Linked DNA regions of Homo sapiens: regions 1 and 3 are each linked to region 2. A link is an interaction called in ENCODE POLR2A ChIA-PET data of the cell type or tissue named here. Cell type or tissue: A673. All regions are shown on one strand. Region 1 overlaps LOC105373757 (a long non-coding RNA gene). Region 2 has its middle 6.1 kb from the start of CHN1. Region 3 has its middle 28 kb from the start of ATP5MC3.

Region 1 (4,000 bases), 1.8 Mb after region 2:
TTTCTAGAAGCAATGATATTTCTAGCTTCTTGGTCAAGCAACTTCCAAACCAGGAAAAGTGATTTTCAGGGAAGGAAGAGCCCAAAATTTGTGGGGAGGAAGCACCAATCACAACTACCTCAAGGCTCTGGTTTGGCTCGGGCGCACAGGAGCAGTTGGTGGGGCCTGAGCCTCACCTCTGTCCACGTTTTCATAGGCAAGAGTAATTCAAAGAATGACAGACTTTTGGAGGTAGAACAGAAACATGTCCTGCACATTAGGAAGTGTGCCTTGCTGAAAATGCAAAGAGAGCCCAAACTCCACAGCAGCTTATGGAAGGAACGATCATGATGAGACCTTGCAGTTCAGCCCTTGTGCTTTGCAGGTTAGGGGATCAAATGTGCACTCCTCTGCCTGCTTTTCAAGGTTCCACACCCCCCTTCTCAAAACCCCCATATCATATTGGATATGTGGCACACAGCTGTCTAGCCCCATTTCCCATTGCACCTTAATATCCTAACCAGTCACCCTCGCACAACCGTGCAGCTCTCTGTTCCTGTTCCCATTCCTGGGCTCCTCATGTGCAGGCTCTTGCCTGCTGTTAGTGGATTCAAATCCCACCCAGCCTTCAAGGCCCAGCCCAAGGCCCACCTCCTTCCACCAGACATAAGGGAAAGTAGATTTTGGCCCTTCTAGGGAAGAACTTACAGTCTTCTCAGAGAAGAGATTTGTATTCAAGCAGCCATAGAAGTTGGAAGGTGTTCAGTGAGTAGCCCTAAAACGGAGCTCCTTAAGTATGGACCAGCAGATCAGTATCACCTGGGAACTCATTAGTAATGCAAATTTTGGGGTCCTGCCCTGGACTTACTGAATTAGGATCTCCAGGATCCGCTAAGGAGTCATTGGTTTAACAAGCCCTCCAGGTGAATCTGATGAATGCTAAAGTTGGAGAGCCCCTGCCTTAAAAGAAGTGAATTTGTGGGAAGTCAAAGGAGTAATTGACTTCCAGGGAAGTCTTCTAGAAGAAATTGGCTTTTGAGGTTTGGCCCTTTAAGACTGTTAAGATTCAGACACCTGGAGAGGAGTGGCAGGCATCCCAAGAGTAAAGACAATGTGAGCAGAGACCCAAATCCAGAAAGGCACAGGGGGTCTGGAAACAGCAAGGACTTCCATGTGGCCAGTGTCCAGGATGGCTGGAGAGGAGTTGCTGGCAGTCAAATTTCAAATAATAACAACAACAACTTGTATTGATCCCCTATGGTGTGCCATGAAGATTTCTAGATGCTTTATTTACAAGAATTCCTTTATTCTATTCCCATAACCCTATTAAAGAGAAAGTGTTATTAGATGATCCCCATTTAAAGATCAAGAAACTGGCAGGGCGCTGTGGCTCATGCCTGTAATCCCAGCACTTTGGGAGGCTGAGGCAGGCGGATCACTTGAGGCCAGGAGTTTGAAACCAGCTTGGCCAACATGGAGAAACCCTGTCTCTACGAAAAATACACAATTTAGCCGGGCATGTTGATGTGCACCTGTGATCTCAGCTACTCAGGAGACTGAGGAAAGAGAATCGCTTGAACCTGGGAGGTGGAGGTTGCAGTGAGCCGAGATAGCGCCACTGCACTCCAGCCTGGGTGTCAGAGCGAGACTCCATCTCAAAAAAGGAAACAAAAAAAGAAGATGAAGAAACCAAGGCTTAGAGAAAGTAACTAAACTGTCCAAATCACACAATTTGGGTTTGAATTTTCACAGCAATAAGGATATAAGTTGAGCTTTGAGCTTGGCAGCTGCAAGCTTAGAGCTTGACTTTAGGGCAATTTGGGAGCCATCTAGGGGTGGTTGACAGGCAAAACAGACGGTTGGCAAGGAGACCAGTGCGGCAGCCATAACCCAGAAGAGAGATAATGAGAGTGAGGATTACAATTAGGGACAGGGGCATGAAAAGGAAGGGGCAGATTCCAGATAGTGCAGGGTCAGAGGAGCAGGACTTGACCAGCAATAAAATGGAAGGGACAAAGGAGAGGCTGGGGTCAAAAGTCTCCTGGGAGCTTAGTCTGGGAGGAAGCTGGAGTCATTAACTGAAGCAGAGAACAACAATAATGACAACAAATAGATCATCCTCTTCTTCATATTGGATTTTATTTATCACACACTTATATACCAGGTACTGTTCTAAGTGCTTTACATAGATCAGATCATTTAACTTTTACAACAGCCTCCAGAGGTAGTTACTATTATTCTTCCCATCTTACGGTTCAGAAAACTGAGGCACAGAGAATTTAAATAACTTGCCCAGGACCACGTAGTATAGCCTTCCTCGTCTACTCTTGCTGTAAAATAGCACTGGCATCTTGTCAGGGATTGGAATTCCTCAAAATGATTCAATTATGTTTCTTCCAAACTTGGAAACAAACAGAACTGTAGCCAAGTAAAGCAACAGGTTAATGAATCCAGTAGTTCTCAATCTTCCCCATGCACTAGTATCACCTGTGGTGCTTTACAAACTTACCAGTGCGGGGATCCCACATCCAGAGATCAGGATTGTGTTGGTCTAGGCTGATGCAGCATTTGTTGGTTTGCTCGTTTATTGTTTAAAGCTCCCCAGGTGTTTAATGTACACATAGCACTGAGTCTACTGAATAAATCAATTGACAAGCAAGCATTTGTTGCTTACCTACTAGGTGGTAAGTGCTGTGCTCCATGCAGTGGTAGATTCCAAAGGTGATCAAGATACACCCCAGCCCTCAGAATTGATATCTTCCAGGATTTGCATAAGGCTAAGGAAAAAGAAGCAATTTGGGAGCAGAGCAGAGGTGGTGAATTTAGCTAGTGACCCAGAATTAATCCTTGGAGCTTGCTAGGAGAAATAGGGAGTACTGGAGAAGAACAGTGTTTTCACTAAATAAAACAGATAAAGAAAACTCCAGAGGTTGCTGGGTAAAATTATCCCTTCACTTTGGAGGTCAACTGGTGTAGACCAATTTGTCATCCTCTGTCTCCTTTCTATGCAATAGGAACTCTGAATGGCCTGTGTATCCAGGCACAGATCAGGCCCTGGCGCCAAACCACCAATGGCAAGGCATATCTTTTTTTGGGCCAATGGGGAAAAAAGGAAAACATTTCAGCTGCTGCTAAGTCCCAGTGTCTTTATTTGAACTTCCCTGGAACAGGCAAGTTAGTGATATTTATGGCTTACAAGAATTTCCATCTTTAAGTTTATCTTCTTGTTAAAAATCAGCCATCCCTCTACCCAAAACAACTGAAGACAATAAATCAAAGCTTAAATAAGAATCAAAGACTTATCTCTCCATGTAGGAATCCCTATAGTTGCTAACATACTATATTTTACTATCAGGCATCATAAGAGGTTAAGTGATTGGGAGGCAGGGACGAGCTTCCCTTCAACTGGGTGTGCAGAAGCCATGGAAATGAGACCAGACGTTGTCCAAACTAAGGGAGGAAGAGCTGGGCTAGCATTTTCCAATGAATTCCAGCACCTCATGCCACACTTACCTCTCCCAAATGACGCACACTGTGCTGTTGTTATTCTTAACTGATTCTGCCAATTGATGACTACACTCTCCAATCTGGTTCCTTTCCCTTTTGCAGAAACAGTGGTGTCAAAACAAGCCTGTCTCATTTCTGAATACTGAACGGATGTACCATTCTATCACTGTCAGCGAGGGAATGACAGCGGAGTTTGGCAGCAGCCTTAAGCCAGTGCCATAAGCTGCTGATATTGTAGCAAAATGTAAAAGAGGTACTATTTGGTGCCCACTGGCCTGCTCTGTGCTCTTGTTGTCCACACCTGTGTTCAAGTGCAGTGTTAGTGACAGGTCCAGACAGTGGCCATTCTACCCTAACACCCAAGTTGTTCCCATGGCCCACCTACCACGCATTGCCCGAGTTGGGGGTGACATTTACTTACTGCTCAAAAGCAGCCTTTTTCACAGATACAGTAGAAGGGGCCCATGGAAGTAGGCCTTTTACTACCAAACATGTTTACTGATCAAGTTACCAC
Region 2 (4,000 bases):
CTCCCCAAAGTGCTGTGATTGCAGGCATGAGCCACTGTATCCAGCTATTTGGTCTGTTTGGTTTTTTGTTTTTTTTTTTTTAGACGGAGTTTCACTGTGTCACCCAGGCTGGAGTGCAGTAATCTCAGAGCTGACTGCAATCTCTGCCTCCCAGGTTCAAGTGATTCTCCTGCCTCAGCCTCCTGAGTAGCTGGGATTACAGGCATGAGCCACCACACCTGGTTAACTTTTTGTATTTTTTAGTAGAAATTGGTTTCACCATGTTGACCAGGCTGGTCTTGAACTCCTGACCTCAAGTGATCCACCTGCCTTGGCCTCCCAAAGTGCTGGGATTACAGGCATGAGCCACCGCGCCTAGACTATTTGGTTTGTTTTTAACAACGTTTTCCTTAAACACTTAATTCCGATTATTTTTTACCCCCCTTCTTGTTTTTTATCTCAGACTTTCTGAATTAATAACTTACCTGATATTTGTGTGGCATTCCATGATTTACAAATAGCACTTTCACAGGACAAAGACATATGCACACAAGTAACTAAGGCAGCACTTGCCTCAAACATAAGGATTTAGACCATAACACTATTTATGACAAAAATAATATTTATGTCATAAACTGTAAAATTGCCCGTTAAGCTTAAATAACTCAATGTTTAGGAGAATTATTTGTGTTCTGTTCACCACCAGAGGGTGCCTAAATTATAATAGTAATATTGGGCCTTAGAAATGAAGTAAAACTCAATTTGAGAAATACATAAGAAACCTTAAGAATTTAAAACTTTCTCAGTTCCCCTACACAGTGCTTGCTATAGTAGCAGAAGATAGTCACCAAAAATATGCTAAAATGAGAGGTGGCTATCATCTGGCTAGGCGCAGATTAGGAATTGGATTATTACTGAGGAAACACTGCTCAGCTCTTATTATATCACTTCCGAAGTAAAAAGAAAATGTGTTTGTAGAAGCTGTGTGTGTGTGTGTGTGTGTGTGTGTGTGTGGGTGTGAAGGGAGGGGAAATTGGAATTGAAAATCAGAACCAGGAGAATGGAGTTCTTGTTCATTGCTCAGCACCAAGAGGAACTCTTAGTTCAATAGGCAATAAAACCACAGATATTACTGTAAACCCTAGGTTAGAATATTCTAAAAGACACAGGTTCTAGTTTTTTAAATTTTGTGATACAATTTCTTTTGATATACTGTCAAAATGGCTACTGGTTTGGAGTGGCACATAAAAGGAAGGGAGTGTGTAAAGAAAAGGTCTGTTTTTAATGTGTTTTGAATAGATGTTTTAGAAGAATACTTATTTCCTGGTTAATAGTACAGCAGATCTTTTGGAATTTTTTTATAGGCTTAAAGTCAAATACATTTTCAAATACACATTAGATAAAAGAAGAATGATGATGGCTGCTCTTAAGTAAAAGTTTTTGTTCTGAACTACTATCATATTATAGTACTTTAAGCCAGCATTTCTATTCAAGTGTATTTTTCTCAGGTCACCAGGCATATCTAATGCACAGTGTGGCTAAATGTCTATTTGACTGGAGCAGTTGGATTTCTGCCAGATTTAGTTTTCAAGAGGGTATAAGTGGATTTGGCTACAAATCAAATCTCCCTAACATGGCCATGGTTTTTCTGGTTAACGTGGGTGTCCACAATAAGAATGACTTATTCAAGTTGATTACATTGTGAGTGGTAAATCAGGAAAATAGCTATGAACTCTGGATTAGACTTACACAATCTCCAATTAGAAAACAGAACTGAAAAACAGACAAGTGAAATTCCATGATTAAAATCACAATCTGGACTGGAAACTCGTCTACTGCTGTGATGGAGTTTTCATAAAGCTCTTTTGTATTCTGTTGTAAAATAGGACCTGTGTCAGATATTTGAGACAATGCACATATTTAAAATCATCCATCCATCCTTTATCCATTCAACAAGTATTTGCTGAGTACCTACGATATTCCAGGCATCATGCTAGCTTCTGGCAAAGAAGCAAAAGATGAATCAAACATGTATCCAGATCTAAAAAAAAAAAAAAAAAAGTAGTCTCTTGGGAAAATGGGACAATGACAGAGGCCATAACAGGAGTACAGATTAAATTTTGTGGGAGTTCAGAAAAGAGAAAGATTATTTCTAGCTGATGAAATAGGTAAAAAGTTCATGATAGGTGAAGCTGTGCTTTGAGGTCTGAACAGGAATTAGGCAAACAGAAAAGAGAAAAAGGGAAATGGAGTTTAGGAAAGAGGGGAGAGCATGAGGAAAGTCTGAGACTTTCTAGTGAAAGCCAGAACATGAGGAAAATCGTGAGAGAAGATTTGCTGGCAGGACAATTTGTTGCAAAGGACTCATGAGAGGAAGAAGTGGGGGAAGAGGCTACACAGGCAAGTTTGAGGACAGATGTAGAAGGCCAACCTGTTGAGATGATGCTTATTATGTTGTCTGAAGCCTGCTTTCTACAAGTACTTAAGGCAACTAGGAATTTGGATTCATTATGTAAAACTCTGGCCTCGGATTATTTGTAGTGCCCTATTTTCCAGTAACACATTTTTGAGTTACAGTAAAACTGTCGAATACACACACACACACACACACACACACACTTGCCATTGTTGTAAGCTAATAAGGCACAGTATACCCTTGAGATTAAGCTCATCATTTCATCTGCTACCTCCCTGGAACTTCTAGAATGCCACAGTCATCTTGAAAAAACACTGGTCAGAAACACTTGGATCTGAATCTTGGCTTCACCTCTCACTACCTATGTGATTTGGAGAATGTTTAAACCTTTCTGGATTTCAGTTTCTTCTTCTGTAAAATGAAGGTACCTTCTGTATCAGTTTGCAACATTTTGGTTGCAACTGATGGAAAATTTAACTCAAATTGGCTTTGAGTTAAATGAACAAAGAGAATTTATTTGCTCTGTAATGGGAAAGACCAGAGTCAAGGTGAGTTTCAGGGAAGGCTGATCCAGCTGTGCAAAGAATGTCCCCAAGGACTTAGTTTCTTCATTTCTCTAGTCACTGTATCATATACCACAGGGCACCCCAACTCATGGCATCTCCAGACTCTCCCCTTTTGGTAGCAGGATGGCTTCAGAGCTTCTAGACATCACATAGTCCCACCTCTCCATCCAAGGGAAGAGAGTTGTGCATACATCTTGGAATCTCTCTCTCTCTTTTTCCTCTCTCTCTCTCTCATTGGCCTGAATTGGGTTGTGTGCCCATCCATGACTCATCACTGTGGCCAGGGGGAAGAGGCAAGTGCAAGCCAATCAAGAGTTACCCTGAACCTGAGGGGAATAATCTTCTCAAACCTCATGGCTGAGGTGAATTTCCTGTAGAAATACCAGTCAACAACTAGAGGAAGGGAAAAGTAACTAGGCAGGCAACTAGCACATGTCTGCTTCTACGGTCAGTCTGAGAGTAAAAGCACAGAGTGGACAGTCAACAAATATTTTTCTTCCTCGCTCCATGTGGATTATCTTCCTCAGTATTCAGTAAAATCTAGTTTCTTATAAAGCCTTAAATATTTTCATTTATCTTTTGTTTACTTATTTTTTCAGAGACAGAGTCTCACTCTGTCACCCAGGCTGGAGTGCAGTGGCACAATCATAGCTCACTGCAGCCTCAAACTCCTAGGCTCAAGTGATCTTCCCGCTTCAGTCTCCTGAGTAGCTGGACACCACACTCAGCTTCAGGTCCTCTTCTTATGAAACAATCTCTTTTGAAATGCCAAAGCAGTGCCTTTCTCCTTTAACCTCATAAGTATTTGCTTCCCAGACTATATACAGTCATGGCAGCATCACCAACACAACCTTTTGGAAATAAAAATTGTAATCAATTATTTTACGAAGTGTGTTTTCTACTATGCAATACCATCCAAACAGTTGGATTTTTTTTCATTAAATCAACCATTTGTTTTGTCATATTTTTCAATTTCAAAATAAGTTAAACCTCTTAAAATATAATTTATTCAACATCAGGAACATTATTTTGTATATGT
Region 3 (4,000 bases), 200 kb after region 2:
GGGTAACCTTGCGGCTTAAAGAGCCTTTTTTTTTTTTTTCTCAACTGAGATTGTTCGAAGTTTAAATATTTTGATATCAGGTCTCTCCCTCACTGGGAAGAAGATACAAGGAGCAGGATACCAGTAGAATAGGGGTTTAGGATATTACATCAGAAGGTGTCCAGTTCAATGAGATAAAAAAAGCACACTGAAATCAGAAGCAAAGTTAAATATAGTACTGTGAGAAAAGGTAAGCTTGAAGGTAAGTGACCCACAGAGGAGCTTTGCTGAAAGCCAGATTTTACATAAACTTTATTATATCTCAGGGCTCAAAATAAAATGATCCATCAATCAAAGAATTATTTAAGCAAAGATCTATACATATTCTCTTTCAATATAGACTTATCTGCATTTAGGAAGGTCTGAAGCATTTCTCCTCAAAGCTTGTGCTAGGTATTCTGATGAGCTAGAATGGTGCTTCTCAAACACTGCTGCACATTAGAGTCAACTGTGGACATGTAACAATTCTTGATGTCTAGGCTGCACCATATACCAATTAAATTGAAATCTCTGGACTTGACGCATAAGCATCAGTATTTTAAAAAAATTCTCAAATAATGCAAATGTTTGGGAACCAGTCGTTTAGTGCAGTGGTTCTCAAACTTTAGCTGCATTAGAATCAGCAGCTGGGCTTGTTAAACCACGTGTTGCTGGGCCCCACCCCAAGAGTTTCTGATTCAGTAGGTTAAAGGTAGGGCCTGAGAATTTGTGTTTCTAGTGATTTCCTACATGGTGCTGGTGCTGCTGGTCCAGGGAACCACAGTTTGAGAACCACTGATTTCGAGAACTATTTACTTATTCATTAATGCCATTTGAAGACATGAAAGTCAGAAATTTTTGCTGGGCAGCCTAAGTAGATGCAACATCTTTGGAAAGGAGTCTAACCACAGTTGTGAACTCATTGCACACACTGATTCTCTGGCAGGGTTACATTCAGGCCCATCTGTTAGGCTGGCAGCATGCCCACAGAGAATGTGCTATGCCAATTTCAGCAGGGCATAGGTGCTAACCAAACACGGTTTTAGAAGGGTGGCTTTCATCACACACCAAGCGCCATTTCTTGGGCCAGGCAATCCTGCTGTTTGCAAACAGCTCCAGTCTGAGGCCACATGCTTTCTTACATCTGTACATGCTTGAGGACATGATTAAAAAATAAATAATCAACAAATGGTTGATTATATTTCTCCCTCAATCTGCCTTAGTGTTGTAATTTGGCCTGTAGAGAGGCAGTCTCTCTTCAGTAAGCTGGAAGCCATTCTAAAGGACCATAGAGTACAAATGTAATGCTTTAAAACTGCAAGGTTTGGATCAGCTACATTTGTTCCTTTGAAAATATCATTATCATTTTTTGCTGTATTTTTATTTAGGCTTTTACTCTGTTCATGAGCTAGATTTATTCCCCATTTATCATCAGTATTCTGAGGTCTTCACTAATTTATTATTATCATTATTTTGAGACAGGGTTGCTCTCTGTTGCCCAGGCTGGATTGCAGTGGCCTAATCGTGGCTCACTGCAGCCTTGACCTCCCAGGCCCAAGCAATCCTCCCACTTCAGCCACCCGAATAGCTAGGACCAAATCAGTCACCATGCCTAGCTAATTAAAAAAATTTTTTTTTGTTTTTGGTAGAAACAGAGTCTTCCTGGGTTGCCCAGGCTGGTCTTGAACTCCTAGACTCAAGTGATCCTCCTGCCTCAGCCTCCTAAAGTGCTGGGCTTGTAGGCTTGAGCCACTGTGCTCAGCCTAATTTGATTTTTAAAAAACTTATATATATATACATATTTTAAAGTAGATTTAATTTTTTAGGGTAGTTTTAGGTTCATAGAAAAATTGAGTGAAAGGTACAGAGATTTCCCATGTACCCCCTGCCCTTCCCACATGTATAACTTCCTGTATTTTTATACTCCCTGCCCCTTATAGTACTACGTTTGTTACAACTGATGGACTTGCATTGACCCACCATTATCACCCAAAGTCCATAGTTTACATGAGGGTTCACTCTTGGTTAGGTTTGGACAATTGTGTAATGGCATGTATCCACCATTATAGTATCATACAGAATAGTTTCACTGTCCTAAAAATTCTCTGTGTTTTGCCTTCTCATCCCTCTTTCCTCCTTAACTCCTGGCAACCACTGATTTTTCTACTGCCTACATGGTTTTGCCTTTTCCAGAATATCATACAGTTGGAATCATATAGTAGGTAGCCTTTTCAGATGGTTTGCATTTAGTAATGTACATTTAATGTTTCTGCATGTCTTTTTATGCTTTGATAGCTCATTTTTTTTTTTAGAATTGAATAATATCCCATGTCTAGATGTATCACATTTTATTGTCCATTCACCTACTGAAGGACTTCTTGGTTGCTTCCAACTTTTAGCAATTATTAATAAAGCTGCTATAAATATCCATATGCACATTTTTGTGTGGCCCTAAGTTTTCAACTCTGTTGGGTAAACATCAAGGAATGAAATTGCTGGATCTTGTGGTAAGAGTATGTTTAGTTTTGTAAGAACTCTCAAACTGTCTTTCAATGTGGCAGTACTATTTTGCATTCCTGCCAGCAGTGGATAAGAGTTCCTGTTGCTCCACATTGTCACCACGATTTGATATTTTCAGTGTTCTGGATTTATATATATATATATATTATATATAATATATACTTTTGCATATGTTATATATACTTTTACTATATATACAAAATAATTTTAAAAGTCATCTATATGTATAAATCATATACATATAGATGACTTTTAAAACTATTTTTTATTTGTTGCTCTTGTTCTTTGTTCCTATTTTTGCTTTCTACTCTTTATGTGCCTTTTGTAGTTTTAAGTAAGCACTACATATAATTCAATTTCTTAGCATATCAGTTGTACTTTTCTTTTTAATTTTTAAAGTGGTTGCCATAGAGTTAGCGATATACGTTTACAAGTAATCCAAGTCCACTTTCAAGTCACATTCTACCATTTCACAGGTAGCATAGGTACCTTACAATAACAAAATAATCCTAATTCATCTCCCCTGTATCATTGCTGTCCATTTATTTTACTTATATATAAGTATATATAAGCATATGTGTACATAAGCATATTTAACCATATGTATACGCATACATAATTGAAAATATCGTTGGTGTTATTTGGAACCAATGAAAGGCATAACATATGTATGATGAAAATACCAGAGTATAAATAGAGTAAGAAACAAAATATTTAAAATAATAATGACTGAGAATTTTCCTAAATTAATGTTAGACAACAAACTACATATGTTTGTTATTTGAAACAAACTGTTATCTGAAAACCAACTAAGAAGAAGAAAAATAACAGTTTCTATTTAATCTTCACCTATTCCTTCTCTGATACTCTTCCTTTCTTTATGTAGATTCACATTTCTGACTTATATCATTTTCTTTCTCTCTAAAGAACTTCTTTTAACATTTCTTGCAACGCAGGTCTACTGACAACAAATTCTCTCAATTTTTGTTTGTCTGAGAAAATTTTCATTTCTCCTTCACTTTTGAAGGATAATTTCACATGGTATTCTGGGTTGGTAAGTTTTTTTCTCAACAGTTTAAATATTTCACTCCACTCTTTTCTTGCTTGTATGGTTTCTGAGGAGAAGTCAGGTGTAATTCTTATCTTTGCTCCTCTAAAGATAAGGTGTTTTCTTCCCTCTGTTTTTTTTCAGGACTTCAACTTTGATTTTCTGTAGCTTTTAAATGACAGCCCAGGTGTGGTTTTTTCAGCATTTATTCTGGTTGGCATTTTCTGAGCTTCTTTAATCTGTAGTTTGTTGTCTAACATTAATTTAGGAAAATTCTCAGTCATTATTATTTTAAATATTTTGTTTCTTACTGTCTTTATTTATACTCTGGTATTTTCATCATATATATGTTATGCCTTTTCTAGTTGTCCACAGTTCTTAGAGATATCCTGTTCTGTTTTTTAAATTTCCAGT

What was found. Peaks named below come from ENCODE experiments on the same cell type or tissue, not always from the same donor. Only the 100,000 strongest peaks of a DNase experiment are listed, where the experiment ranks them.
Region 1: POLR2A ChIA-PET joins it to region 2 with 10 read pairs; 1 of 35 experiments calls an interaction of 5 or more read pairs at or near these places.
Region 3: POLR2A ChIA-PET joins it to region 2 with 5 read pairs; 3 of 35 experiments call an interaction of 5 or more read pairs at or near these places.

The regions. Positions count from the first base shown.
Region 1 is chr2:176,828,743-176,832,742 of GRCh38, forward strand. LOC105373757 (a long non-coding RNA gene) reads right to left here. Exons shown (of 4, transcript NR_187998.1): 3 at 2,654-2,756; 4 at 2,100-2,397. Among named protein-coding and RNA genes, the nearest start is that of LINC01117, 190 kb to the left of the region's middle. In A673, a CTCF peak has its summit at 1,818 (motif pointing left); a DNase peak (open chromatin) is centred at 1,819.
Region 2 is chr2:175,009,447-175,013,446 of GRCh38, forward strand. No RefSeq gene overlaps it. Among named protein-coding and RNA genes, the nearest start is that of CHN1, 6.1 kb to the left of the region's middle. In A673, CTCF peaks have their summits at 663 (motif pointing right) and 865; a DNase peak (open chromatin) is centred at 1,595; H3K27me3 peaks cover 114 bases.
Region 3 is chr2:175,207,237-175,211,236 of GRCh38, forward strand. No RefSeq gene overlaps it. Among named protein-coding and RNA genes, the nearest start is that of ATP5MC3, 28 kb to the left of the region's middle. In A673, no CTCF peak of the experiment used is centred here; no DNase peak of the experiment used is centred here; H3K27me3 peaks cover 564 bases.